Regions from separate parts of the Mus musculus genome. Here regions 1, 2, 3, 4, 5 and 7 are each linked to region 6. A link is a loop called in an ENCODE intact Hi-C map of the cell type or tissue named here. Cell type or tissue: left cerebral cortex. All regions are shown on one strand.

Evidence for each region. A loop is a pair of places that touch in the nucleus more often than their neighbours do. Peaks named below come from ENCODE experiments on the same cell type or tissue, not always from the same donor. Only the 100,000 strongest peaks of a DNase experiment are listed, where the experiment ranks them.
Region 1: a loop joins it to region 6, with 3 times the contacts of the local background. A loop is called at or near these places in 5 of 42 quality-filtered maps.
Region 2: a loop joins it to region 6, with 4 times the contacts of the local background. A loop is called at or near these places in 4 of 42 quality-filtered maps.
Region 3: it touches region 6 in a loop (7-fold over the local background); 41 of 42 quality-filtered maps call a loop at or near these places.
Region 4: it touches region 6 in a loop (4-fold over the local background); 3 of 42 quality-filtered maps call a loop at or near these places.
Region 5: it touches region 6 in a loop (2.7-fold over the local background); 2 of 42 quality-filtered maps call a loop at or near these places.
Region 7: it touches region 6 in a loop (2.7-fold over the local background); 4 of 42 quality-filtered maps call a loop at or near these places.

The regions. Positions count from the first base shown.
Region 1 is chr13:97,560,264-97,564,263 of GRCm38, forward strand. It overlaps Gm5086 (predicted gene 5086), which reads left to right. Exons shown (of 3, transcript NR_046157.1): 2 at 3,597-3,722. Among named protein-coding and RNA genes, the nearest start is that of Gm5086, 2.3 kb to the left of the region's middle. In left cerebral cortex, a CTCF peak has its summit at 2,270; DNase peaks (open chromatin) are centred at 103 and 2,147; H3K27ac peaks cover 2,707 bases.
Region 2 is chr13:97,547,497-97,551,496 of GRCm38, forward strand. No RefSeq gene overlaps it. Among named protein-coding and RNA genes, the nearest start is that of Gm5086, 11 kb to the right of the region's middle. In left cerebral cortex, no CTCF peak of the experiment used is centred here; DNase peaks (open chromatin) are centred at 1,248, 2,047, 2,891 and 3,607; H3K27ac peaks cover 3,388 bases.
Region 3 is chr13:97,237,767-97,241,766 of GRCm38, forward strand. It overlaps Enc1 (ectodermal-neural cortex 1), which reads left to right and starts at 3,339. Exons shown (of 3, transcript NM_007930.4): 1 at 3,339-3,763. In left cerebral cortex, CTCF peaks have their summits at 1,898, 2,572 (motif pointing right) and 3,400; DNase peaks (open chromatin) are centred at 1,331, 1,958, 2,656, 2,899 and 1 more place; H3K4me3 peaks cover 1,794 bases; H3K27ac peaks cover 2,224 bases.
Region 4 is chr13:97,748,902-97,752,901 of GRCm38, forward strand. Rps18-ps4 (ribosomal protein S18, pseudogene 4) reads left to right here and starts at 2,211. Exons shown (of 3, transcript NR_152263.1): 1 at 2,211-2,251; 2 at 2,511-2,668. In left cerebral cortex, no CTCF peak of the experiment used is centred here; a DNase peak (open chromatin) is centred at 2,280.
Region 5 is chr13:97,377,878-97,381,877 of GRCm38, forward strand. Gm33447 (a long non-coding RNA gene) reads left to right here. Exons shown (of 3, transcript XR_001780846.1): 2 at 931-1,404; 3 at 2,264-4,000. Among named protein-coding and RNA genes, the nearest start is that of Gm33447, 3.7 kb to the left of the region's middle. In left cerebral cortex, no CTCF peak of the experiment used is centred here; DNase peaks (open chromatin) are centred at 2,410 and 2,651; H3K27ac peaks cover 618 bases.
Region 6 is chr13:97,937,532-97,941,531 of GRCm38, forward strand. It overlaps Arhgef28 (Rho guanine nucleotide exchange factor (GEF) 28), which reads right to left. Exons shown (of 36, transcript NM_012026.2): 31 at 1,929-2,029. Among named protein-coding and RNA genes, the nearest start is that of Gm34388, 46 kb to the left of the region's middle. In left cerebral cortex, CTCF peaks have their summits at 625 (motif pointing left), 1,552 (motif pointing left) and 2,178 (motif pointing right); DNase peaks (open chromatin) are centred at 587, 1,545 and 2,118.
Region 7 is chr13:97,630,197-97,634,196 of GRCm38, forward strand. No RefSeq gene overlaps it. Among named protein-coding and RNA genes, the nearest start is that of Gm34087, 9.4 kb to the left of the region's middle. In left cerebral cortex, no CTCF peak of the experiment used is centred here; DNase peaks (open chromatin) are centred at 1,836, 2,073, 2,852 and 3,524; H3K27ac peaks cover 3,710 bases.

The sequences.
Region 1 (4,000 bases), 380 kb before region 6:
ACCTGAGTTTAACAGAGGCTCTGGTCAAACCGGCTCCGAGAATCTTCTGACACGAAAACTCTCTGGCATCTTATTTTGAGATGTCGAATGCAACACCATAGACTTCAACACAGTTTTTTTTTCAGCATGGTTTCTCTGAGGCAGAGTGGAGAATGCGAGTGCCTAGCAATACAGAAGCCACAGCTTGGGCTGGGAAGACTTGGGGCAAACCGAGGCCTGAGAATGGATTCAAGTGGATATAGTAGGATGTTGGGCTTCGTGTGAGCTCTCTATATACCTGAATATACACACCATTTCCAACCAGACAGTATTTAGGGAAGGGCTTCTATATAAAGAGCACTGTCAACTCTTGGGAGATGGCTGTTGTAAAGATTTTCTAGTTTGTCGTCATGCATTCTCACCTTTAACCTATGACAGAAGCACAGGCATGTGTAGAACCTGGACTAACAATGGCTAAGTGCTGGTCACATGCCTTCCCATATTGACTTTGCAGATGCTTTTAATTCTTTAGAGTTAGACTGGGTAATAACTAAATCACAGAATCAAGGTACTCAGCCACTAGCAATCTGTCTTGGTAACACTGAGAACCAATTAATTAGAAGGTAATTTAATAACATTGCCTCTACATCATCCACATGATATAGCTGAGGATGCTGGGCTTTTGGAAGTCACAGTTATTGTCTGGAGAAAGCCCAGGTATGAGTGTACTGCCCTGTGTGGGAGTAGGTCACAGATATGCAGCTGTTCTCTGGACCTTGTCCTGTCTCCTGAGAGCATTGCCCAATGACTAAGTGATGCTCTGTTTGGACACTGGGGTAATTCCTCCAAGGGAATTCAGTTCAGTCAAAGGAGAGCTCGGTTTAAGAGTTTGAATCTTGTATGAAGTAGATGTTGAAGTAAGAAAACAGAAGTAAGAAAACAGGTTTCACAGATGATGCAAGGTTGTGCACACCAGAAAAAAAGCCAGAGGGGAACAGGGATCCCGAGGCTGTGATATCTCCCAGGGCCAGGCAGTAGCTTAAGGCTGATTTCCTCCTTTAAGGTATATGTGGGTTGGTTCTCATGTATTGAAAATCAATCAGTGCTGGGGAAACTGTCAAAGGGTTTTCTTGGGTCTAGTATTGTAGCCAGGACCATGGCTTTATGCAGGCGAGCTTGCAGACAGTACTTGAGTTTACAGAGGCCAAGGTCAAACCTGTTTCAAGACTCTTCAGACACAAAACTTCTCTGGCATCTTATTTTAAGATGACGAGTGCAATACCATAGATTTCAACTTTTTTTTTTTAATGGAGCTAATAAAAATTCAGCACGGTTTCTCTGAGGCAGAGTGGAGAGCGTGAGCGCCTGGCTGCACGTGCTCCAAAGTAAGAGCTTTTTAGGCTGTTCCACAGGTGCATGATTTAAAAGTTAAACCCCATTGTCCTCAAATGAGAGACTATGGGAACACTGGATGGAGAAGATACTTGGAGGTTGTTTAGTCTGCGTGCAGTAAAAAGAAAGCCCAGGGCCTACATGGAGTTCTACCCAGGGTTGCCAGATGAGTAAGTAAATATGTCCCTGGTCTTCCTTTTGCCCAAGAGCCCAAAGACTTATTTATATTTACTACTTAGTGAGCACTTTCAAAATCGACTCAATATATCCGATAGACATTTAAATGCAAATTGAGACCCCAGAGAGGATTTATACAGGATGAGGGCTGGTACTATAACAGAGAGATGATCATATCAGAAATAGACTGAGGGACTCCACTGCTTTAATGCAAAGCTGACTTCCCTGCCAGCCAAAGCAGAAAGGAAAGAAGAGAAAACCAAATCAAACCAAACCAAACCAATAGCGAAACAACCATGAAGTCTATACAAGAAATGCTGAATGAGCGACCATTCCCTTTGAAAGCTTCTGGTTTTCAAGGAGGAAAGCTCCAAGAGGGACTTGTTGAGTGTGTTATGGTATGATACTGGCAGCAGCTAAGTTTGCGTTGCTGTACTCACAGTATCTGATAGAAGCAACTTTATTTGGGGTCAGCATAGTTTCATTCCATCATGGCAGGAAAAGCGTGGCACAGTCACTCAGCTCATGACCAGGAGCACATGGCGGAGGCCGTTCATCTCACAAAGACCAGGGACCAGAGCCTAACTGGAAACATCTGTGGTACCAGAGCCTCAGTGCCTATTCTTAGTGACTGACTCAGCTACCTAGGTCCTAGCTCCTAAAAGCTCCCTGAATAGCACCGCCAACTGGGGAACCAACATCAAAGCCATGAGCCTGATGAGGGCTATGCATGACAATGGATAATAACAGCCAGCTCTATGACTGCTGTTTCCTATATTGACTCTTCAAATATCGAACATGATCCACAGTCGCACTGGTGGAAAAGAATTCTAAAGAGAGCTTGATGTAGTCTGTGTGTAAATGCCTTTGTGGTTTGACTTGAAGGACAGATTGGCTTGTCACTTCTATCCAAGGAAGTCCCTAGCTTGATGTGACAGGCAGGAGCCAAAGTCATAAGATGAACAGTGCAATGAAAGGTGCTCATTTTACTCAAATGTGGGAGTGGAAGGAGACAAACTTAAGGAGCTTAACTGGTACAGAGAATACTACACGATGAAAGGAACCTGGCTATATAAAGATGCATGGTACATAACCCCAAATCAGAAGGGTTTGGGGTGTTTTTAGATGGAATCTCTGAGGGAATTTCTTCTCCCAGCAAGGCACTTCAGACTGTGATCCTAGACATTGATATAAGTACATATTTTATTATACTTTATATGAGTTTCTTACCTTTTTTTTAAAAAACCAGGAATTAGATGACTGATAATTCAAAATCGGGGTCCCTCCTAAGCACTTAAAGGACAGTCATTGTAGACTGAGAGAGTAATTCTAATCTCTTTTATTCTTAGCAGGTAGGCATTTAAAAATGAGATTTTACTGTAAAAAATGGATTGACACCCCTTCACTACTGCATCAGAGAGTGAGGAGGGGGAAAACCCCACTACTCTAACAAACACACAATGCTAGTGCACAAGATACATCTGGACTGAGACGCAGAGAGTCTGTGAGACGCAAATGAGAGCTTAGTTTAAGAATCTATGTAATTCAGCGAAGGGTTTTACAATTTGCTTGTAATTCTCGTTGCCACGTTAATTACTTTGTACTGTTACCAGCATCAGAGAGTGTAACGAGGGCTACAGACAGGGTGAAGACTTCTTCTGTGTAGAGAATAAAGTTCAGAATTTGCTTTGTTAGCTGGGTGTGGTGGCACATGCTCTTAATCCCAGCACTGGGAGGTAGAGGCAGGTGGATCTCTGAGTTCAAGGCCAGCCCTCATTCTAAGATAGCCAGGACTATAGAGAGAATACTTGTCTTGATAAACAAAAACAACAAACAAAACAAAACAAACAAAACAAAACAAAACAAAACGAAAAGAGAATAAAGTTCAGTTGAATACAGGGACATAGAGGCAGTCCACCTTGTTCTTCCAACTGACACAGTCCTAAGTCTTCAAGATAATTTAGGTTGTGAATGCTACTTGTGCCTCTAGCCCATGCTTGGCTGGTGATGACATCTTTGTATAATTTTCTTTCCTTTTTCATTTCCAGGATTTTCCACAGTCCCAACTACAGCACATTCAGGGTCTTATGGAATCTTTCTCATCGGGACTTCCTGGGAAGATGGGAACAAATGCCTATTCACGTCAGATAGGGCCCGGATGACAGACAAGAGAGGTGAGTCCATTCAAGTCTGACAGGCTGAACCAGAGAGTTTATTGGGGTTGCTTACAAAGCATGGGTGCTGATTTAGACGCACATGAGTGACTCAAAGGCCACTGTATCACCCCAAAGCCCAACCCAGCATGGGTGGCGACTCAGGCAAGGTACATCCTTGGAGCTCCATGCACAGCTTGCTCTCCCCTTGACTGGTCTGAAGAAAGTCTTTGCCCTAGACAGGTGTACCACTTCCATAACCTGTGTGTGTGTGTGTGTGGTGGGGGGGTTCCTCAGGA
Region 2 (4,000 bases), 390 kb before region 6:
GGGTACACGCTTGAATATCTGAGTTTGACTCTTAGTACCCATGTTAAAGAGCTACATGGTAGTGCATACTTGTGATTCCTGTACCGGGGTCAATAGAGCAGACAGATTTCCTAGGGGCTCAATGGCCATGAGGTCTAGATGACATGGGGACTCCAGGCTAATGAGAAACCCTGTATCAAATAGTGGAGACCATGTGAGGGAGGGTATCCAAAGTTGATCTTTGGCCTCCATACACGACCCCCCAACACACACACACACACACACACACACACACACACACACACACACACACACGGGTCTTTTTCGGTGAGACTCTCGCAGTGTCTTTCTGGGTCCAATTATGATGCTGAGTTAAGGTTTCAGAGGAATGATTTCATTCTTTAAACAATCAGTGTCTTTTAAAGATCCAGACATCTTTTTGACCATGTCCCAAGGACCTCGGTGGACTGATGTGTCAGAGGGTTCCTCAGTCCTAGGTTATGTTTTCCCAGCTGCTCTGGCCAGCAACAGAGAGAAAAAGACACTCTGGCATATGGGTCAGATGCTTGCATTATTATTTTTTTTTTATGTGTGGGAAACATACGTGGAAGGGCCTCAGATTGTAAAAAGCCGACCGGTGCATAGGATGTCAGAACACTCACTGTCTCTGTCCTGGGGACAGTTTCTTGGCATGGCCTTTTGGTTGTCTAGGTGTGTCTAATTGTTCTGAAGGCACAGCTGCATGAATATGATTTGCCTGTGGGGGTTGGGGGGCAGTGGGAGAAAAAAGGAAAAAAAAACGAAGAAGAAGAAGAAAAGGAAAACTATTTTTCCAATGTCAGGAAACAATCTTCAGCTACCTTCTTGGTTCTTACCTTTGAATTTCTGGGAAGCCTGTAGACTTTCAACTTTTTTGAAAAAAAAAAAAAAAAAAAAAGCTAAGTAGAAAGAAAGCATTTTCCCTGCAGCCTTAGAGGGTGACTTTTGATATCTTTGAACTTATCTCTGAGAACAAAGAGCATTCAGAGCTGGCCCCCTCACTTGTGCTTTTAAGCATGTTCATAGCTCAGAGCTAAATGGGAAAAAGAAGAGAGAAGAAAGGCAGTCTTTGCCGATTGCCCCTTTGTAGATTCGGGTGACCCTTTCCTGCAGGCTGCTGCAGGGGTGTTGCCAAGAAAACTTTGCTTCCGCCAGCCGAGCCGTGGAGACATAACAGACTCGTTTTCCTGCAGCTGAAGTAAATATTTCAACATTGATGTTGAAGGCGCCTGATCGCAGGGAAGCAGGAAGCTACTATTTTTAGTTGAGAAAAACATCAACATTGGAGGAAGAGACCAGAGCAGAGGCCCATACTTCAAGTTTCTTCAAGTTAACAATATCAGAGACACTCACTAAGCAATGGGCACAGCCCACTGGCATTTCATTTTTCTACAGTCCTGGGAACATAACCTAGTGTGTTAAGAATGCTAAGCATTTTCTCTACTCGGAATTACTCCCCACCCCAGTCTGGACAATGCATTGATGGAACCTAGTGATGAAACCGCGTTACCCAAATCCAGCAAGGGCAGATACTTCTGGAAATAAATCCATCTTTGAATCTGGAGGAGGCATAGTCTCTCTTCACTGCCGCCATATCTTCTGTGGAAAGACTATGCGTGACTAGAATGTTCTATAGCTGCCATGGTCCTGCCAGTTGCTGGCAACTCTGCCACAGCTGCCTGGTCTACCCTCCGTCTTTTAGGAGAGGCCTTCTCAGTGGCTTTGAAGATGGCCCCTCAGCACACTCCCTGGCAGGTGACTCATTCGCAAGCTCCTCTGGCCCAGTTGCACTGTTAAGGCACTCACAGAGTAGATGGCTACTCTTAATGACTATTGCTCACAGAAGACAACGTGTGTGGAAAAGGAAAACACACTCAACTGGAAGCCATTGCTCTTGGCTTCCGGTTCCCAGGCTGCACTCTTTTCCAACATCAGCATGAACAGCCCCACCCTACGCCCAAGTAGCCCCTTCTCAAACTCCCTAGTAGACATGATCATTTTTGCAGTTTAGTGGCAAAGTGGGTGTCTCTCAGGGCTCTGTGCCAGTCCTAAGTGACAGAAAAATGAAAGACTGCCAGAAAAGCTAAATACTGTCAGCAGGGTATCGTCAGTGCTCATTGGAAAAGTACCTTTGGGGCCGACGGCAATCTCACCTGTTGTCACTGTTGACTGGAATTTCAGTGAGTTCCACAGGAGCCAGCACGTAGGTACAGGGGAAATCAAAGTCCCTTTTGGGGTTCTTAATCCCATTCATAAAATAATTTAATGACAGACTCAAACAGAAGCTTGGGGGACAATTTTCTTGAAAAATCTTGGTCTGGCTCAGGGATTAAGAGAGTGTACTGTTTCTTCAAAGAATCCATGTTCGGTGCCCACCACCCAGGTTAGATAGCTCATAGCAGGCAGCGGGGCAAGCATTAACAGAAGAAACCCTGGGAGATCTGATGCCTCCGGATGCATGGGCACCCACAGTCCCACACATAGCCACACACGTGATGTATAGACATCACATTCCCCAATACTACCTAATGAGAAGAAATCTTTTTTTTTTTTTTTTAAAGATTTATTTATTTATTATATGTAAGTACACTATAGCTGTCTTCAGACACACCAGAAGAGGGCATCAGATCTCATTACGGGTGGTTGTGAGCCACCATGTGGTTGCTGGGATTTGAACTTCGGACCTTCGGAAGAGCAGTCGGGTGCTCTTACCCACTGAGCCATCTCACCAGCCCATGAGAAGAAATCTTAAAAAAGGAAGGCCACGAGAAGAAACCACCACTCCCTCCCAAGAGCAGGAAAACTAAACCTTGGCAGCTGCCCGAGGAGGAGCTTGGAGAGGAGAAGGAAAAGGGTGAAGCAGCTCAGCCAGCATGGAGCCTCAGCCATATGGCAGAGGAGCAGCCACATGGTGGGGAGGAGAGAGTAAGGAAACCCAAAGTACCAGGAAAAAAATCACACTTAGGCTCCTCAGCAGCTCAAAGAGAGAGACAGAAAAAGAAGACAAAAGAAAAGCTAAGCCTTTCTGAGTCTAAACAAAGGTGGGTAGACAGAGCAGAACTTTACATTGCCTTGTAGGACTGTGCTAGCAGGTGGAAATGAAGGAAAAGTACCGTATCTCATTAAAAGGATAATTATTCCTCCCTCCTCTTCAGCAGGGTTTAGGGTGAACTTGCCTTCCTGGGGGTGGTCCCTTAACCAGATCACCCAACCTGCCCAATTGCGTGTTAGCTCTCCATCTAGACCAGAGATTTCATTCTCTTGGACAGAAAGAAAGATTTCCCTCCAATTGGCTCTTTCCACTACTGTGATATTTTGACAGCTATTTTATTTGTTGTTGTAAGATTAAAAAAAAAAAAAACCTCACTTCTATTCCATGTCAAGATGATTGTCAGCTTCAAAGACAGAAAGAAGGACAGCTGTTTCCCTCACAGATCTCTCAGTACTCACTAGGACCCCAATCTTCCCTCATTGACTCTGATAGTCATATGCTCAGTACAATGGTCTCTTCAGATGCTGTGAATCATATGTCAGGATGAGTCATCTCCCCTAGAATAACAAAGGCTGAAAATAAGAGGTGAGCTTCCCAGTGAAACAGAGGCTGCCTCCACAAGAAAGACACCTGGAAGCTGAGTGTTGACAAAGCACACATATGCCCACTCGGGACACAGAACATGGATGCCACTGTGTCTTCTCAAATGGTACCAACATCACGACAGAACCTGCTCCGAGTTTGGGTTAGAAGGAAGGACAGGGAGAGAGCTGCAAAGAGGAATGAGGTGGGACCTCTGTGCTCAGGAAGCCCAGCACCTGAAATCTTGTGGTCAGATACTGCAGTCGCAGCAAAGTGGGAACCAATGAATTTGGTCTTCAGAGGTCTTGGCTTCACCGTGCTTGAAGAAGCCAGTACCTAGAGTCAGATGCTGGCACGTGACAAGAATCTTGATTTCAACTTCCTTAGGATGATCATCAGTGAGTGGAG
Region 3 (4,000 bases), 700 kb before region 6:
AAATCCAGCCGAGTTAACAATAAAGATTAGTCATCACACCTTGGGTGGGCATTTGGCCCTCTGCCATGTTGACTCTACTGGGCCTGGTTCTCAAAGCCTAGGTAGGAGGGCTGCCATCTTCCTCACACAGACTGAGGAAGTGATTCAAAGAACAAAGGGGGCCCTTCTGGAATCCCAGCAGGGGACATGTCTGAATTTGGGTAAGGCTTTGGGAACCTGTAAGTGGCCGGGTGGCAGCTGCCTGGCCCAGTTTGGTCTAATCCCCTGAGCTGTCCAGTCCCTGGTACTGTGATTGTATGGTGTTAATTAAATCACTCTCATTAATTCAGCCTGAGAATAATTAGGAATGAATGAAGATAGATTAGGTTTGAAGGCAGCTAATACATTTAACCCCACGCTGCTGATTTTGCAGCCTAGCAAAATAATATCGTTAAGGAAGATAACAAGGCCAAAGCCTTGGGCACAGCTTCTTAACAGCATTCAAAACAACCTTGGTTTAGAGTCCCAAGGCCAGGCAAAGACAGTTTTCCAGCGGCCAGCGGGACCAGCCTAACTAGCATCCTGAATCAAGCTCAGGCTGCTGTACAAAGCTAAGGAGTGGCCTCCTCTCCTGAGGTCTTACACCTCGGCATCCGGCCCTGTCTGTTGTAGTCTAGGGCAATCACAATCCTGTGGAGCGGTTTCTTCCTGTACACGCACACGACTCACCTTTGCTTCCTGTGAACAAGGTGATAAGAATGACTTTTGCCATTGGCTGGGAGAGACCATAAAAAGATATAGTTTGAGTTTCTATGATCATAAATCCACTAAGTTGCAAATCACTCTCAGCCGTGAGAAAGGCATTAGAAGCCGCCCAGCAGTCGAAAGAATTTTCATACTCTGGCTCATGTCTGAGGGTCACTGGAAACATGCACTTTTCTAAAATATAAGTTCACTTCCTGTGTCTTTCAGTATTTCCTGGTTTGTGTAACCTATATAAACAAATTCCGTCACCGGAAGTTGCTTATCTCCCGTTAGCAGAGGAAGGGATGTGGATGGTCACTGATTTCATTTCAGAAGTTTCTAGGCTGTGATTTTGTTTTCTTGATTTGAAGCACAGGAAGTGGTAACATTAGGTAGAAAAGATACAGCGGCAGCTAACAGCTGGACTTAGCATCCTTTTAGCCCTCTTGCTTAGCCAAGCACTCTACAAAGAGAAGCGAACTTCACTGTTTACTTCATTGTGGATGCTGCAACTTCCAGGTGGGAGATGCAATAGAAACGATTATCTATCCTCTGCCAGCTGACTTCTCCTGGCAAAACCCCCAGCCAACCAGCTGACATAGGTATATATACTGCTTCCAGGCAGCAGCAGCAGTTCTAGGTGGCTTTGGGAGAAAGACAGGCATATTTTGTCAAAAGAGAAGATGTGCTAACTTCTTAATGGAACAGTGTTCCACTCCACTGGTACACATGAACTGTTAGTGCCCTAAACCCACATATTTGTGTTTGACCCAAACCCAGACAGATGAAAACAAAGAAAAAGGGCCAGAAAGTGCACAGTAGTGGGCTTTGGTGCCTCCACAGGACATAGAAATATGCTTTTAAAAGACTCGGAGACCTGTTCCTATCTTCCTCTCGTCAGAGCCTATCTCTGATGCGAACTCCGTTTCCATCCGTTTGCTTTCTATTGGTTGTAATCTTTCTCTCCTTGGGAACGGAATTCTGCCTGCCTGGCTCCTTGCTGCCCCTGGGGGCCTCCACACCTGGTTCTTACCTTGAATCCCTCGAGCTTTTTCCCTGGCTCTGTAAAGCAAAATGGAGCCAAGACGCTATCAAAAATTAAAATAGGAAACAGATTTGAAAAGGCTGTCGTGAGGCTGACGAGTTAATGCTAAGAAAGGACTTAAGAGGGCACTGTCTTTCTTTGCGATGAGCAAAATCTATCAGCCTCAATAGCAGAGGAAGCCAGAGAGAGGGAGCTGGGATAAAGGACCAACCCTGCGGGTTTCAGCAGTCTGTGGTCTCAGGAAGCGCCATGTGGAGCCTCCTGCGCCGGTTTAAACCATTGCTACGCCTGGTGTCTTAAGAAAAGGAAGACTGGGGGCGAAGCGTTGGGGAGATGAAGAGGATAGGGCAAACTCCCTGGCCACTACTGAGGCCCTGCAGGTCTCCAGCCAGGCAATTCACATCGCCAAAGACCTCTCTTTCCTCACCTGCACAATAAAGGGTTTGGGCTAATAATCTATACAATTCGTCCCTACATATCTCAAATGCCGAATAAGAGCCAACTCAAAGTGTCGTTTTAGCTCCCAGCACAGAGAGTCAAAAATGAGAGTCATAAACAGTTGTGGCCACGTTTGTTTATTTATTTATTTATTTATTTATTTATTTATTTATTTATTTAGGATAGAGTTCCTTCTTTTGCTAGGCCCTCGAGACTTTAGGTGTGTGTGTGGGGTGATGGTTGTTGTTTTTTTTGGGGGGGGGGGACACGCTATTTCTTGACTGAACTCCAGACTCCACCAACCAACCAAACCCAGGAAAGGCCAAGTCTCCGAAGGTAACAGACATCTTCCCTACCAGGAGGAGGCAGCGTGTCTGCTCCTTGGAGGAGTTGGCTTTGAATCTAGCGGCCCTGGGCGATTGGTTGCGAAACACGTGGGCCCTCAGGACCCAGCTGGGGTTGCTGCGGCTCCAGCTCCGAGCGAGACAGAGTCCTGCCGCGGCTTCCTCACCAACTTGGGGTGGAGAAGGAAGCCCCCCACAAGAGTTTGGAGTCTGGCCTCTTGCCAGCAAGTAACCCAATGTCCACTTGCGCAACCTGCAGTGTTCCCCGAGGTCCAGACCTAGGCTTCTTCCCTTGCTCCTGCGGGAACTAGGCTCTGCCTGCCGCTGGGGTGTCTAACCCAGTGAGTGCATGCGGGAGCGGTGGATCCCCAGCTTGGCCTTGGCTACTCCACTGAGCATTCTTAGGATCCCGGCACCCTCGAGCGCAGGAAAGCGCCTAGGGCTGCTTTCCCCTGAGTTGGGTGCCCCAGCCCCCGACCTAGCCTTGAATGGGGTTGACCCGAGGAGGCGAAGACCCTCCGAGCCTCTAAAACTTATTTTCTTCCCGGTCCCCGAGGGCTGCAGCTGCCCGTTGCTGAGCGAGGGCGTCCGCTTTGTCTCCGTTCGCTCCCCGCCCCACTCCCCTAGTTCCTCTCCGGCTAACCGCCCCCCCCGTCATCCCCCCCCCCAGCTCCTCCCGCTCCTGCCCGCGTAGTGGACGCGCTTCCTCCCTCCTCCCCCTAGCGAGTCTCTTTGCATACGCGCCCCCTCCCGGGCGCAACTTATAGGCCGGCGCACGGTGGCCCGGCGCAGTCAGCTCCCGCAGCCTCAGAGCCAGCGGCGCGACGGAGGCGCTGCAGAGACCCGGAGCCGACGCCAGGCGGCCGCCAGCGCTCACGCCGCAACCCCGTTCCCTCCCCCTGCGTGCAGACCGCCTTCCTCCGCGGCGCGGCCGCCGCAGGCTCACTCTCCCCTGGCTAGGCGCGCGCCGGCAGACGCTTGGCCCGGCCGGGGCGCCAGGTCCGTAGCAGCAGATCCGGAGACCGAGGTCAGCTGCCTGCCGAAACCAGCCCGGGAGCCACTACCCCGGACGCTATCGCCTCCCTTCCCAGCGCTCCTTTCTCCCCGGCGATCGCCACCGCTTCCTGGAACAGAGACGCCCTTCGTCGGCTCCCTGCGGGTGACCGAGGCAAGAACCGCAGCCGGTTGTGTGCAGAGGCCAGCCGCCACTACTGTAAGTTTGCCCTGCAACCCCAAACCTGTTGCGGGCGCCCGGGTTTCGGGCGGTGGGAGTCGGCCGCGGGGTGTGCTTGGGAGCATCGAGCCGGCGCCCGCCACCCTGGCTGAGGCTTAAGCCCAGGAGGTGCTCTCGAGGCAGAACAGTCGCTGGAGTGGGAACGGCACTGGGAGAGCAACTTGCCTCCCCTCTGCGGTGTAACGCCCGGGCAAGTATCGGTGGGTGCGAGGAACC
Region 4 (4,000 bases), 190 kb before region 6:
GCTTTCAGACGAATTAACATTTCAATGGCCAATGTCTCCATAGACCAGAATTATAGGTGATTTTGCTTTTTGTTTTTAAAATTTACTGTGCTCGTTTGCACTTTTTGAGTTTTCAACGACGAGTGTATTTTGCTGCTTTATCCTGTGTTATAAATGCATCGTACAAAGGAAACACTTTTCATCTTTATGTCCAGCAATCTCTTTTGCAATGCATGTCCAAGTTGTTTTAGGAGAAGGGAAATCTTGGCCAGATGTTTTTTGATTTTTGTTTTGTTTTGTTTTGTTTTGTTCTTTCCCCGAGTCAGGGTTTCTCTGTGTAGCCCTGGCTGTCCTGGAACTCACTCTGTAGACCAGGCTGGCCTCGAACTCAGAAATTTGCCTGCCTCTGCCTCCCAAGTGCTGGGATTAAAGGCGTGCGCCACCATGTCTGGCTGGCCAGATGTTTTTAGACTCACTATGTCCTGATAAATTCAAGTCCACTCTGGGAATTAATGGACAGAGATGCCCAGGTTTCCTGGCCTGCAGAAAGATGTAGGCTAAGGTCCTTTCACTGATAATCTTGACTCTGAGATCTCCATCTCAGGGACTCTACTGTGTTCTAGAAAAAAAACAAAAACAAACAAATGTCTAGAGGCAGTGTTCCAGGAAAACACAGGCAGGAGAGTCAAGGCAGTTTAATAAGTATGGCAGAAAGAATTATAATTGGAGTGTGATTATCAAATAAGGAGACTGATTCTACAGTAGACCTAGAAAAACAGAACAAACAAGCTGAAAACCCCAACAAAACAGATCAGCCTCTCCACCCAATACAATATGGAAATAGCCTGCTGGGGTTGGCATGGTGTTCTATAGATGTAGTCCCAGCAATTAGAAAGCACAGACAGGAGAACGACTGTAAGTTCAAAGAACTGGCATGCTGGTCTACACAGTGAGCTCCAATCCAACCAGGGCTATATAGTAAACCCCTGTCTCCAAAAGGGGAATGGCTGGGATGATAGCTTAGACGGGAAAGTGCTTGGCACAAGAATGTGGGCCAGAGTTCAGTTCTCCAGAACCCATATACAACACACAAAAGCCAGGCAGGTGACAAAAATTGAAACCTCAAAACTGGTAAATTGAGGACATGGACCCATGGGGGCTCACTGGACAGCTATCTTATCCTGCTTGTTGAGTTCTAGGCCAGTGAGTAAACCTGCCTCAAGAAAATAAGGTGGGTAGTTCCTGAGTCACAATAGGCAAGGCTCATACACGCATGTGCACATCCATGCAAGCACACACGGAAGGACTCATGCACATGTACACACATGCAAGCACACACACAAGGCTCACGTGCGTGTACACACACACACACACACACACACATGCACAAGAGGAAAAAATAGCCTTCCAAACTTCTTCAGGGTTCAACCCGGAGGAAGAACACTTCCCTCCACTCTTGCTGAGTTTCCTTAGGGGTTTCCTTACAGAGAGTGCCCGTTGCCTTCTTACCTACTTCTCACAATGGCACAGACAATAGCAATCAACCCATCGATCAGTCGATCAGAGCTTGCACTTGAGCTTGGATATCCGCCACTCTTAGTCAGACAGAAATTTCCCAAGCAACACTATAAAGGACTATGACTTAATCTGTCAGGCTGGCTCTGCACTGTGGCACCAAATAAACCACCTTTGCAATGAGATAGTTTAGAACTCAAAGGGCTGGGAACACAAAGTCACATCATACGTTTATTCTAATTTCTTTCGAAGAAAATGATATATATCATCGTATTATTTTACATTACTAAATTATATAAAGTACTCTTAATGGCTGCTATAGTTTGTTGTATGTGCCTATGTTTCTCTTGGCAGCACTTGCTCGAACCTATTCCATTAACAGAGCTACACGAATTTGATTTTAGAAAAAAAAAATAATCCATCCTTGGAAGGAAAGTGTCATCACTTTCATGGAAACAATATCCCTCAGCAAACAATGCCCTTTATTTTGGCAACCTGTCCTTCCTGCCATCTGCCTTGCAAAGCACTTGCCAGGGTTGCAATAATAATTGAGTTAGAGAGGGAATTAGATGTAATGAAGGGGAAGAAAATTGATTGCTTAATTTTTATTAACAGAATGCAAGAGAATCGTGAAGCCCTGCTGTGAACCAAAATGAGACAAAGAGGGGGAAACACAGAGAGGACTCCAGGTGGCAGAAGTGTGTCTGCACACACATGTGCAGTCCTCCACAGAGGCTGAGGAGAGGCCAGCGGATAGGTGAGTCGGGGACTCTGGAAGGAAGGGCTAAAAGGCAAAGACAGCCAGAACTGAGCATATGAGCCTATAGAGAAAGGGCACAGCCGGCCAGAGCTTGTGTGTCTCTGCTGGGAAGGGAGGCTGAGCATTTCCTACATTCTGCCTGGCAGGGATCCCATCCTTGCTAGGTTGAGCCAGGATGCATGTGGGCATACAAACATGAGTTTCTTCTGGGCCTCCACCCTCCAGCCACGGCTAGTAACCTTTATGGGCCTTGTAGATCCATAAAGAAGAATGCAGAGGTGAAGGATACTCAACAGAATGCTGTCCTGATGTGCATGAAGCCCTGGGTTCCGTTCTCAGCACCAAATATACTGGGCCTGCTGGTATAAGCTGGTGATCTCAGCACACAGGAAGTGAAGGCAGGAGAGTCAGAAGGTCAGAGTTAAGCTTTGGAGGTTGCTCAGTGGGTAAGAGAGTTTGCTGAAGAGGTATGTAGACCCAAGTTCAAATCCCCAGCTTCCACATAAAAAGCTGGGCATGGCCATGAGTAACCCAGGGTGTTATTGACAGAGGCAGGAAGATCACCTGAGGGTAATAAAGCAGAGAGGAAAATAACAGGATGCCTGAGGTCCTTTTCTGGTGAGTGTGCATGCCCCCTACGTTCAGATGTACGTATTCTGAACACAAACAACACAAAAAAGTTATTTAAAACTGATTTAAGGAAAAAAATCAAACAAACGGGCTAAAGGGATGGCTCAGTGGTTAAGAGCACTGACTGCTCTTCAAGAGGTCCTGAGTTCAATTCCCAGCCACCACATGATGGTTCACAACCATATATATATAAAATAGATAGAAATCTTAAAACAACAATAACAAAGACGAAGCTCAAAGTCCATCTTGGCTGCATAGTGAGTTCCAGACAGATTGAGCTACATCTGATCATATCTCAAAAACAAAACAAAAATTTTCTGGGGTCAATCAGACTATGTCTTCTGCTTATCATTAAGGAATGCCCATGCTAACTCTACTATCATACAATGTTTCCTTCTTAGAGTAACCAGTAACTCCCATAATCTTCTTGCCAGTCCCGAGAATCAGCACAAATCCATCCCTGTCACATGACGGCTGTGGGAACTCTGGGATCAATTGGAAGCCGATCTTTGTAACGTGAAGTGCAAGGAACAAACGGCTCAGAAAGAGAAAGCCCCCCGGAAGTCCAATCGTCATCAGAGAGGGTTCCACTAACAGCTGATGGGGACAGATGCAGAGACCCACAACCAAACATAAGGCTGATAGAGGCCCCAAATTGAAGATCTTCACCATGCCCCTTCTCTTGGAGCTTAGGGAACCCTGCAGAAGAGGGGAGAAAAGGATTGCAGAAGCCAGAGAGTTGAGGGCACCAGGACAACATGGCCCACAGAATCAACTAAGCAGGGTTCCTAGGTGCTCACAGCGACTACTGTGGTAATCACGGAGCCTGCGCGGGTCTGTGCTGGGTCCTCAGCATATATATTAGTGGTTTTTAGCTAGGTGTTTTTGTGGGATTCCTAGCAGTGGAAGTAGGGTTGTCTCCAAGTCTTTCACTTGCTCCTGTGACCCTTTTTCTTCCTAGGCCTTGCCCCCCGCCCCCCCCCCGCCCACCCCCCCACCCTCCCACCCCCGCCCTGATAGGAGGCTTTGTGCCTAGTGTACTGTATCTTGTTACATGGTATTCAGTGGGTATCCCTGGAAGGCCTGCTCTTTTGTGAAGGGAAATGGAGGAGGAGT
Region 5 (4,000 bases), 560 kb before region 6:
GGGTAATGATGGAGTCATTTCAGAGTCCTACCCTTGTCTTCATCTGGAGGTGTCAAGACGGTGAAACTGATAGACGTCTCCGTTTGGTGGTCCTCAGACTGCTGGTCCAGGGTTGATACTTTCAGAGATGTCTTTAAGGCTGTTTGGCCTCAGTCTCTGAATTCTGCCTGCTGCGTCCTCTTCTGGCTGGGATTGCTATAAAAATGCAACCGACTAAGTGACTTATGGCAGAGAAGGTTTTGGAACATGAGTAGCCCAGGATGAAAGGTGCCATGGGGTTTGGTGTCTATTGAAAGTTTTCTTCCTGATTTTGTGTGCTGTGTCCTTGCATGGTGAAAGGGCTGTGAGGTTTTATCTCCTGGGCCCCTGTGATAAGGGCACTGTCCCATCCTTGTAACTTAACTACCAAAGGCAGCTTCTCCTATCACTGTCTAGGATAGGGAGGGGAGCACCTTCAGACTCAAGTGTGGCCTTGCTTAAACAGTCCCACACACTCTGCAGACTCCTTGGTTGGATCAGGAGAACCTTTGGATCTGTGGCCCTTTCACAACCTTGTGTGGGCGGTACTCCTCTCAGACTGGCTCCTTCTGTCTTATACTGTGACAGAGTGACCTCTTGGACAGTGCCATTGGGGCTTTATACCCTGCTCTGGGTCTGAGCCAATGTGCTTAGGTGTGAAAAAGAGATACCAGTGGGGACACAAGGCTCTTTGCTCTTGCCTAATTTCTTAACATCACTCCCTCTCGAAGAGATTTTTAAGCCCTTGCAGCCCCACCCCCACCCCTACCCCCACCCTCAAGATGGTTAATTTGATTATCAACTTGATTGCATTTGGAACCAACTAAAACACAAGTTACTGGGTGCTTCTGTGAGGAATGGTTTGCTTGTTTGTTTTGTTTTTTAAGATTTATTTATTTATTTTATGTATAGGAGTACACTGTCGCTGTCTTCAGAGACACCAGAAGAAGGCATCAGATCCCATTACAGATGGTTGTGAGACACCATGTGGTTGCTGGGAATTGAACTCAGGACCTCTGGAGGAGCAGTCAGTGCTTTAAACCACTGGGCCACCTCTCCAGCCCCAATGAGGAATGCTCTTGATCATATAATTTTGAGCAGGGAAGACTCACCCTAAACATCAGCACCCTCCGATTACAGCCCAGATCAAGGGATGTGGAAGAAGAAACCTTTCTGTTGCCTCTCACCTTGTTGGCAAGTTCCTCTATCCTGCTGTCCCGGTATTTCTTCACTGGTATCAGAACCAATGTCTTTAGGCTTCTAATGTAGACTGAAGACCAGCAGCTCTCCGGCGATCCTCTAGGACTCTGGGACCAGATTGGGACTGCTGAGACAGACAGCCTTGTAGATGAAACAACTACCAGATTCTCCACCCTGCAGGGTGAGGTGAGCAATGCTGGACTGTGCAGACCACATCCTGGAAACCAGTCTAGTAGTTCCCTCTTGAAGAGGACAATATTTTCTCTAACAGAAACATAAAAACAAACAAACAAACAAAAAACAAAAAAACAAAAACACACCAACACCACCCTCACCCCCTTATTGCTTTCAGACACTTTTCTGAAGTGACTGGAATGGGTTGTGTGGTTCATAACCTGGGGCATTCAAACACTTGAGTCTCTAGTTGGTGGCCCTGTTTTGGGACGTTTAAGAGCCACAGCCTTGCTGAGGAAGTTGTCACCAGAGGCGGGCAGGTTCTGAGAGCATGTAGCCTTATCCACTGTCTAGTTCACACTCTCCATTTTGTGCTGGCATTTGAGGTGTGACCTCAAATTTCTACTGACTCCCATGCTGGCTTCCCCACCATGATAGTCACTCATCCATAGCGCATTGTAAGCCCAAATAAACTTCTCTTTCTATAAGTCACCTTCATCATGGTATTTATCATAGCAACCAACACAGCTCTGGTTTGAGTTTTTTGATCCAGAGTCTCTCTGTGCAGCCCAAGTAGACCATGTTCTTGGGTTCTCCTGCCTCCATCTCCTGAGTGCTAGCTCCCAGAACATACTTCACCATGGTCAGTTTGGTAAGTAAGTTTTATGTATAGACTCCTTTAGGTCTTGGCTCTTGATGTTCCCAGCCAGGCTTCTGGTCCACAGAAACCTCCTAAATGTCTGAAAGCCCTGGCTTTTGCAGGCCCCAGGGTCTGGATTTAAGATCTTGGTCTCCACAATGAGCTTCAAACAGTGTCACTTGGAAACTTGGTTACTTTATTGGTTCTCATAGAGCTCTGCTCTCTCCTCAGCTGTCAACCTCAGAATGTAGTTTCAATGCAGGAAGACGAGTAGCTGTGAAGAATGACAAAGACAGAAGATAAACGCAGCAGCACCAGGAACATGAATTCACTGAGAACAAAAGCCGGTCAGCAGATGTCTCAGAAAACCCATTTGGGGAGCTCAGAATGAGAGCAACCTGAGAAGACACCCAGGCTTTCCTTATCCAGAACACAGCAGGTTTCAAAGTCACCCCAAGGAGGTGCCGGTTTCTTTCGCTCCTTAGCAAACTCTTCTTCTTCTTCTTCTTTTTAAAATTGTTCTGACTCTGACCAAAATGTATGACCTAATTTGCCCTAAAAACTATTTTCGTGTCTGCTTTCTACGTCTCCACGGTAGTGCTTAGATTTGCCAAGTGTGAGATCTCACCCCCAAAGTGCTTTTCTTGAAAGTGATTCCCGACATCGAGGAGTGGGATGATGTAAGACACTTTTCAAAAGTCATTATACAAAATGTAGGGTGATGTGAGACAGGAATTGAGAGCCATAAAGCAGGGACACGGTGCCAGGGTTGGGAAGATGAGATTCTGTTGATTCAAACAAAATAGCTATTACTAGATTGCTGCCGGGGTCAAATAACCCGTTATGGGGCCGTATTTCAAGCCTCTGCATGCTGCTTTCTGCCATCTAATAATTCTACTACAGAGAAAACCGAATAGCAACTCTAGCCTGGACCTGGCCTAGCACACAGGAGGCATTCAGAAGTGTTTGTTCACTTTCCAGTGGCTTCTCATGGGCCTGGGAGATATTCAGAGCTACTGAGATATGGTCAGCTGGGAGACCACACCATCATGGTGTTACTCAGAGAACAACCTGGGAAGTTCATTGGCATAGAAGGAGATGGGCCTGGAAATCCAGGGTGACTAGCGAATTTATTTCATAGTTTAACAGTTAAAAATATTATAGTTAAAGAGAGTAATAGTTGAAAACAAATACATGTGTTTTTAAAATTTAATACAAATATGTAAAATTACGTGATCATATGGAGCATGTTCTTTCAAATCCCTGCTCCTTGTTATATGTTTGTGAGCTGTCCCTTCCATCTGGAGCTGCAATGTGTATCGCTCATTGGAGTGCACTATCCCAAGGTTGTTACTGTTCACTTATGAGCCTGCTTCATACACGGGGCTCTGCCTAGATCAGCAGTTCTCAACTTGTGGGTCACCACCCCTCTTGGGGGGTGGGGCAAACAACTCACGGGGTCACCTAAGATCTTCGAAAAATGCAATTCATAACAGTAGCAAAATTACAGTTATGAAGCAGCAACAGAGGTAATTTTATGGTTGGGGTCGCCACAACATGAAGAGCTGTACTAAAGATTCACAGCATTAGAAAAGCTGAGAAGCCCTGGTCTATATGGATGCATGGCCTTTGCTATTTGCTACCATACAAGCTTTTAAAAAAATGGTCTGGTAGTTGTCAGTGAGGTTGCTTGATGTGCTGGCAAGTTCAGGTTGTGATGAAGTCGAGTGAGAATTGGGTGTGAAGATAGGACTGGAAAGTCTCAAAGGTAATGACTGGATTAAGGTGCTGGTTCAGAGAAGGGAAGGGCACAGGGTGGGTAGCTTCAGTCAAAAATAAATCCTGACTGGAGTGTGGGGTTCAGATAAACCACCTGATTTTTAAACATTGAAGAAGCCACGGGAACCTGTTGGCTCTACTAGTAGATGGAATATTCTGCTTTCGTTTGTCTTGGCTCTGGATTATAAC
Region 6 (4,000 bases):
TCAACAAATAAATGAGTATAAGTTACACTTGCTCGCATTCTCTTTAATAAGTAGCCATGAATGCTACAAACTCCACATTTTGTGAACTAGGAAACCATTCATTTCCCTAGCCTCTAAGAGCCTACAGCCTCCTGGATGATGCTTGCTTCTGTCTGAGCACACGTCATGTTCAGCCCTAAACAAAGTCAACCATGTTGCTTCAAGGAGGCTGGGAGCTTAAGCTGCTGGTGAGCGAGCCCCATTTCCTTTGCCTTCATACTGTCACTACAGACTTTGTTGCTAATCAGTCCATTAACAGGGAAGGGACAAAGGTAGAATAGAGAGAAGCATGTCGGTACTTTAGAACTCTGCCCAAATGTACGGAATATACTCTGGTTTGGTGGTTAAGTTCTTGCGTTTCCTATGAGCCCTTCTTGGCCCATCCACTGCTTTAGTGGAAAAACAAAAAACAAAAACAAAAAACCATGATATTTCCAAATTTTATATTCTACCAAGAAGCAAACATGTAGAAATGGGTTGGATTGTGCGACATTTGGTTACTGCTCGAACCTCTGGGTTTGGGAAGACAGAAGAAAGTGTACATTGTCTTTTTAATGGACTTCATGCGCCACCTGGTGGTGGTACTGTATAACTACAGTTGATCCATGCGAGGAGAATTTCTACCCTTGGGTATTGTTTTTAATTCTTTCAGAATTTTGTTTTAATCTAATCTTTTAAAGGACGCTGACGCCAAGACATCACTATATACTTGCTTTATCTGTTTATTTCCATTCTCAAAAGGCCCCATCAAGTGTCAGAGTTTCCAGAGGTTAAAACCTGAACTCACTTCTCCACCTGTAACTGAGTCAGGAGTCAGAGTCAAGCCATTTTCTGTGCAGAACTAGGCTGCATCGACCAATTATCTTTCTTCCCAAACAACCTAGGAGCGATTGTAAGCTACTGGCTTCACGCTTCAAAGTGAAGATCACACGGAGAAGCGCAGACAAGCTAAGGCAAACTAGCTCAAAGCTTACAATCAGAGTAAGTAGAGTAAAATTCTGTATTCATAAATTAACTTGGGCCTCTGAGCTTTGCAAATGAATACTAAGTCAGAGCTGACTTTTCTGTGAAGTTCTGAGAGCCAGACTGGTTCTGTCCTATGCCACGTATCTGGAAAACATGTAACAGTAAGATGTTGCATCTGTAACATGTCGTAGTCCCACACTGGTGCGCATTAATACTTGGTAATGGAGCTAAATCAATGCTAGACAAAGTAAAAACCCTTGACCTGACTCCCCACCTCCCAGGAGCACCGAGCTCTTCCTCCCCTCTTATGAAATCACACACGTCAAGCTAATAGGAAGCTGTATGCATATAATTTCTACACAGAGAGGTCCAGCCTACATATATTAGGAATCAGAGAACATCGTAGCACGGGCAAAGGGTGGTTACGTGGATTCCAAGTCTGCGAGAGGAAGGTGGGATACAGGTGAAGAGCAGAGGATCACAGTAGAGAACAGAAGCAAGACGTCCCAAAGTGGAAATCAGTTCAGCTCACGGGCGCCATCTGGTGGTGAAGCGTCCCAGTGTCGGGTCACCTCTCAAACAGGGAGTTGCCAGAAGCAGTGAGAAAAGCAAAGGTTTGCAATGCAGAGAGTAGGCCGGAAGTCAGAGAGTGCAGACACACATATACACAGGAGGGTTGTCAAGCTTTTCGTTTTGGTTTTTAATAACGTCTCAGTTGATTTTCTTTTTAACATGATATATAAAAACCACGAACATTTAAAGAAGAAATAGTTTAGAAAGTTTCAATATAGATATTTAAATAAATCAGAAACAATTCAGAAAAAGGTATTTTCAATCCACTCATTGCCAGAGAGCTGAATCTACTTTGTATACAAAAGCAATAGGTTCTGGTTACTAGCAAGTTGGTTAACAATTAACAATACCTTCTCCCCTGCATCAGAGACTGCCAAGTCGGTTACCACACCCTGGAGCCCGGGATCCACATCCCAACAGCCTCTTCCTTCTGTCCCTTCTGTGACTAATGCTGGAAGCACGCCATTGAGACAGAAACAAAAAGGACAACATCAAACGTCAGCCGGCCAATTACATTCTTCTGCCCACAACTGAAGCACACTTCAAAAAAAGGAGTCATCACGAGATAATACATACTGAATGAACCTACAGGGGGCGCTAGAGATCGCAAGGAAGCCCGCAGTCCCTGCTCTCCCGGAGCTTACAGGCTAAGAGACACCAAGCAGCATCCTTTGCCACCTGCCATTTTAACTGCGCTTCTTTCTTGGGCTCATGTGTCCATGGGCTGTTTGTGGTACCGAGTCTACATCTCGCTTTCATTTAATAGGACAAAGCTGCCTGGGAAAGAAGTAATTTAAAACAGGTGCCCAGTGGAATTACAGCAAGGTCTCTTGGCAGACCCAGGTCCATAAAAGGCTCCCTCGAGGCCAGTACAAGAGCAGCAGCTGATGGACAAGGTTTAGAACGCAGGTCCAGAGGGCACTGATCTAAGAAGGCTGGAGGCAGCTAACACTTTATGGTCTCAGAGTCATAAAAACTGAGAGCCTGCCTCAGTTTCTCCTCATTTCCAGCTTTGCTCACACTTCCCACTTAAGCTTTAACACTGTAAATACATTTGACCTAGGAAAACACATCCAGAGATGTTAAGTACCAAATACAAATTTACCTTTACCGGTGAAACCTCGGTCGGCAGGATTTCATCATTGCTTTATGGATTTCAGTTAAAACTTAGGCTATGTTCACCTTTTCCTGACTTAAACCAGGCTTCTCAAGGCTGCTCCACCCCACCCCACCCCCAACTTCATTGGAGCAATATCTGACCAGGATCCTGACCAAAATACTCATTTTGTGATGTTTATAAACTTCTTTTAAAAATATGGTATCATCACGCATCTTTATTTCTAACAAGGGGCTGCCCCTTTCTCTTTGTTTAAATTTTAAAAATCACATGTATCACCATTAGGAAACAGCAGCTGCCCAGGATTCCAGAAAGCCTCTTCTAAGCCAGAGTTTTCTGTGAGTGGGAACCACTTCGAATGAACCCAGTGAAAAGCCAAGGTCACCCGGTGCAAGCGAGCACTTCTTAGGCAAGGATGTTGGAGGGACAATTTATAGCAACTTTTCCTAACGCCTAAAGAGACAGTCAAGCCATCTCCAAACCAGGAGCCAGTCTGTTCCTCTTGCCCACTTCCTCACATTAACAGTTAAACGTTGGAGGAAGCTAAGATGGGGCCGAGCAGAGGTAGAAGGGGAGTTTCCAGAAGTTTCTGCACCCTCAGGCATAGCTTCAGGGTGGGCAACAGGGTCTCCACTGGACTGACCATTCTGGACAGTAGAGTATAATAGTCTCCTTTGGTAAGTGTACTCATGAGCTTGTAACCTCAGACCGACAGGGGCTCGCTTCACAAAGGCCCTCCCTGAAGCCCACTGCAAAGCTACTCTGGTCCTTCTTTGAGGGATCCTCTTCTGCCCTTAACAACTGTATAAAGAGACCAAACTCTCAGAGCACCGTAATCCAAGCCAAGCCAAAAAGGATGGCTTCTGGCATACAGGTTCACCCCATGCCTGATCCTAACGGCAGGGCAGGCTGTTCTAGGTCTAGCAAATGGGTGTAGATTCTGTAGGATTCGGACAGGGAGAACCCTCACTGGCCTGCCTGAAGGGAGGAGAGGACCTGGGGAGGGCTCCAAACAGCTGCAGGGCACAGAGGAGCCTCCCAGCTGTCCCTGGGGCGGGGCTGATGGCGGCAAACCCTCAGTATTTTTAGAGAGCACTTCCTCAATGGCATAATGTGGCTCTTCTAAAGGAAATCACCCAGAGCAGTACAACTCCCTTGATGAATCTGGCCGGTCGAAATGAAAAACATATGTGCACATTCTGAAAATAGAAAGCCAGGGTTAAATAAAGCAGAATTTGGGAGGGGAAAATAATTTTGGGTGCTTGTAATAAAACAAAAACCAAAAAAAAAAAAAAAAAAGAATAG
Region 7 (4,000 bases), 310 kb before region 6:
ATATATAATATACAGAATATATGTGTATAATATACAGGGAACAAATATACAGGAAACAAAGATGAAATGGCATATATCTAAATATAATCAGAGATTACCTCTAAAAGGTGTAATTATCAGTCTTTGATAGTAGTTTCTTAAATTACTGCATCCTTAGGTGTCTTTAAAATGAATGTGTCTATACGATTACAAAATGTATGAACAAAAATCTGACAGTCGTTTAAAATGCAGGTCAAATTGTGTAATAGTGTGAGTGTGAGCCACTCACGGAATAAACGTGGGATCCCAGCATTTGGAAGAGTTGATTAGGAGGAGCTTGATTTCTAGGTCAGCCTACCTGTACCTCCCATTGAAAAATATTTAGCATATTTCTTACTTGTACAAATTTAACCAATACCGTAAAAATAAATCATAGATACTAATATATAATGTAGATTGTTAGGTTACAATCTATGGCATTATATTTATGCACAATATAAATATAAAATAAAAAGCAAAATCCCTCTTCAATAAATGACTTTCTGAAGGGCAAGGAAATCTAGCCACCTTTTACCTTCCGTGAACACAACCCAGTGTGGCTGAATTCACATGAATGCACTTACCATCTGAACCATCGAAGAACAGTCTACAGAAGTGGTTCTCAGCCTTCCTAGTGCTGCGACCCTTTAATACAGTTCCTCAGGTTGTGGTTGACCCCCAACCATAAAATCATTTTCATTGCTACTTCATAACCACAATTTTGCTACTGCTATGAATTGTAACACAAGTATCTGTCGTGCAGAGTATCTGATGTGTGACCCCTGTCGGGTTGAGACCTACAGGTTGGTCTATGGTCTTCATTTATGAATAAGTACTAATCAGAAAACCACACAGTCATAGAAGAGACAGTGTGCTGCTGTGAGCTATCCCAGCACAGAAGCACGGAGAAGCCCAGCTGGTCAGACTCAGAAGCAAACAATTCTTCCCAACTCCAGTACAGCCCTTCCCTGAGTGGAAGGATGATGATGTAATGATTGGGATGCTGGAGAGCAGGGTAGCTTGGTGAAGTATTGAAGGTCAGACCAAGGGGTGCTGATAAAGTGGACACTAGGAGGGAAAAATCTATTCGTCTAGGGCGATGGCACTAAGACTCAATCAAATGGCACTTAGATTCCACCTGAGAGTGGATTTTTTTTTTTCAAAGCCCTAACGGAACCAGTGCTTTCTCTATCAGCAAGTAATGGGAGCAAGCTTCTCTTCTTTCTCGTCCATCCCCCTGCCTTTGCATGTTTAGAATCCAGGAGGATCAGAGCCTGCCAGGTGACTTTCCCCTACGTATCACCATCCTCTGTGCAAAGCATTTGAAGCTGGCTGAGAAATGGCTATCCACACAGGTCATACCTCGTGTGGAAATCTGCCGATACCAAAGAGGGGAACTTGTGTCTCATGGAAGAGACATGAGCATCCTGCCCCTGTTGCTGTCCCCTGGTCCCTGAGTGCATGCCCAGGACACAGTCAGTTTCTCTAGGCTCTAGTCTCCTTGAATAGGAAACAAGAATAGAAGTCCATTCTTGTGTAGTATTGGGGCGGGGGGGGGGGGGAATCATCCCAGATGTTTCTAGTTCATTATTCATTGCCAGATTTCAAAGAACAAGAACATAGAGGAGTTTGCAAGAGTTTTGAAAACACTCCATGTCTGGGGAAAAAAAAAACCCAACCCAAAACCACAGATCATTTCATTGTGTTCTGCTGGAGCGAGAGGACGGGCGGTTTTCACTCATAGCATCGAGAACCTGCAGTTCCTGCTTTAGCTGAGCTGTCAAGTTATTTTCAGGAATCAGCTAGCCGCGTTTTAAGGTAGATGCATGTAAACTATAATATGACCATGTGAGGACAGGGAGTCTCCCAGACCTGTCCCCGGCTCTGTGTCTGCATAGATCTGACATATGCTTAACTCCTGCTGCTTCTCTTCCCGACTCGACCATCACCCACTAATCTGGTGTGTGATGAGGACCATGAACTTGGAGGAAGAAGCCTCTGCAAGTCCTCTGCCTTCGATGTCTATTTTTTTTTCTATCTACAGTAAGGGATGAGGTTTTAACACCTATCTCAGAACCGTGGGAGGACGAATGAAATCACACATATGATGTTCTCCTACTTTGCCAGGCAGCAAGGAAATGGTTTTTAAGTGTCGAGTTGTGGAATCTGTTTCCCATACCAGAAGACTCCGGGCATCCATTCCTCTGTGGCTTGCAATGCTGAGGCTATTCATCTTTGCTTTCTTGACATCTTTCTGTCTCTCTGTGCGTTATTCCCTTGGGTGAGGCTCATCAGTACCCCCCCGCACACACACAAACACACACATACACACACAAATACCCCACATGCACACCCCCCCACATGTACACACACACCCCACATGCACACACACATGCATGCACACACACACACACACACACATGCATGCACACACACACACACACACACACACACACACACACACACACACATACCACATGCACATACATACACACACACACACAGACTGCACATGACAAAACAATAGGAAAAAGCTAAAGGTGAAGTGTGTGTGTGTGTGTGTGTGTGTGTGTGTGCGCGCGCGCGCGTGCAGGTATGTATGCCTGTGAATCTGGAAACCAGAGGTCAACCTTAGATGTTGTTCACCAGGACATTGGCTGTCTTGATTTTTGAAACAGGATCTCTCACAAAGACTTGAGGTTTGCTGAGTCTGGCTAGCCAGTGAGCTTTCCCCAGCACCAGAATCCCAAGCCCAAACCATCATAGTTAGCTTTTGTATGGGTGCTGGGGATCAAATTAGATCCTCATGCTTGTATGGCAATCCCTTTAGTAACCGAGCCATTTCCCAATCCCGTGTGTGTTATTTTTGTGCACAAAAATATTGTGCACACCAGACTCCGCGTAGAACATGACATAAGGTAGAATAAACTTTATTTAAGCATCAGAGAGCAGAAATTTTGATGGGGATCAAACCTGAAGTTCACGAAGGGAGAAGTTCCTTAAGTATGCAGCGCTTCCTCTTACTGTGTTTGGAAGAGGCGGTATGATCCTGTTTCTCCTTTGCTGCCCTCTTTGAGCTCACTTCTCTTTGTCCTCACTTCTGCCTATTGTGATTGTTCTCGGTTGTGTTCTGGACCCCAACAAGATACTGCTGGCTTATCATTTAGCACCCATAAGCTATTTACATATGACACACGCTGTATGTATGCTCTGTGCTCCAGTTCCTCATCTTAGTAGACTACAGGAGTCCATGCCAGTCCCTGGAAATATTGACCTTGGTCTACAGCTCGACAATGAGTTAGTGACACAAGATGTTTGCCAGTGTCTTGAATAAAAAGGGACCCAGGGCAGCTCCCGGCTTAAACTTTCCATCCTGTGTAAAGAGCATGGGTCTCATTGCTTGCTCCGAATTAAACTAGCCCAGTGCTTAAATATTCATGCTTTGCTTATTTCGGGATATTTAATTTATTATGTATCACTTTTCTGGGGTTTTATATAAACTTGCCTGAGGACTTTTTTCCCCCAGTTTGAGTGCTGGCAGAATGTTCCCTTTTCTTTGGCAGTGTGTTGACGAGTTAAAGAAAGTCTGCTTAGCTGGGAAGATGATTTTCTTTTTACAGATTGCCCTTGCACCTTAATAAAAATGATAGTGGAGTCATTACCACCAGAATTAATTAGTCTTTAATGATCATTAGTGTGGTGTCCAATGTGAGGTTCCATTAAAACATCTGCTTAGTGTATTCCCAAGGCTGGAAGCTGTTCTGGGCTGCAGGATCAATTGAGGATGGCGAGAGTGAGGGAGAGGCAGATTTCTTCCTTTCTGTCCATCTCCCACTGAGAAAGACACTCTTGTCTCCCCCATCTCTCATATCCTCACCCACCGTCTCTGCCCTGTGAACTCATGGTGGGGTAGCCTAGAGAGATGACTGCTCCTTAGAGCAGGGGATCACATCTCCTTCTTCGGCTTCCCTTTTGCCTGACT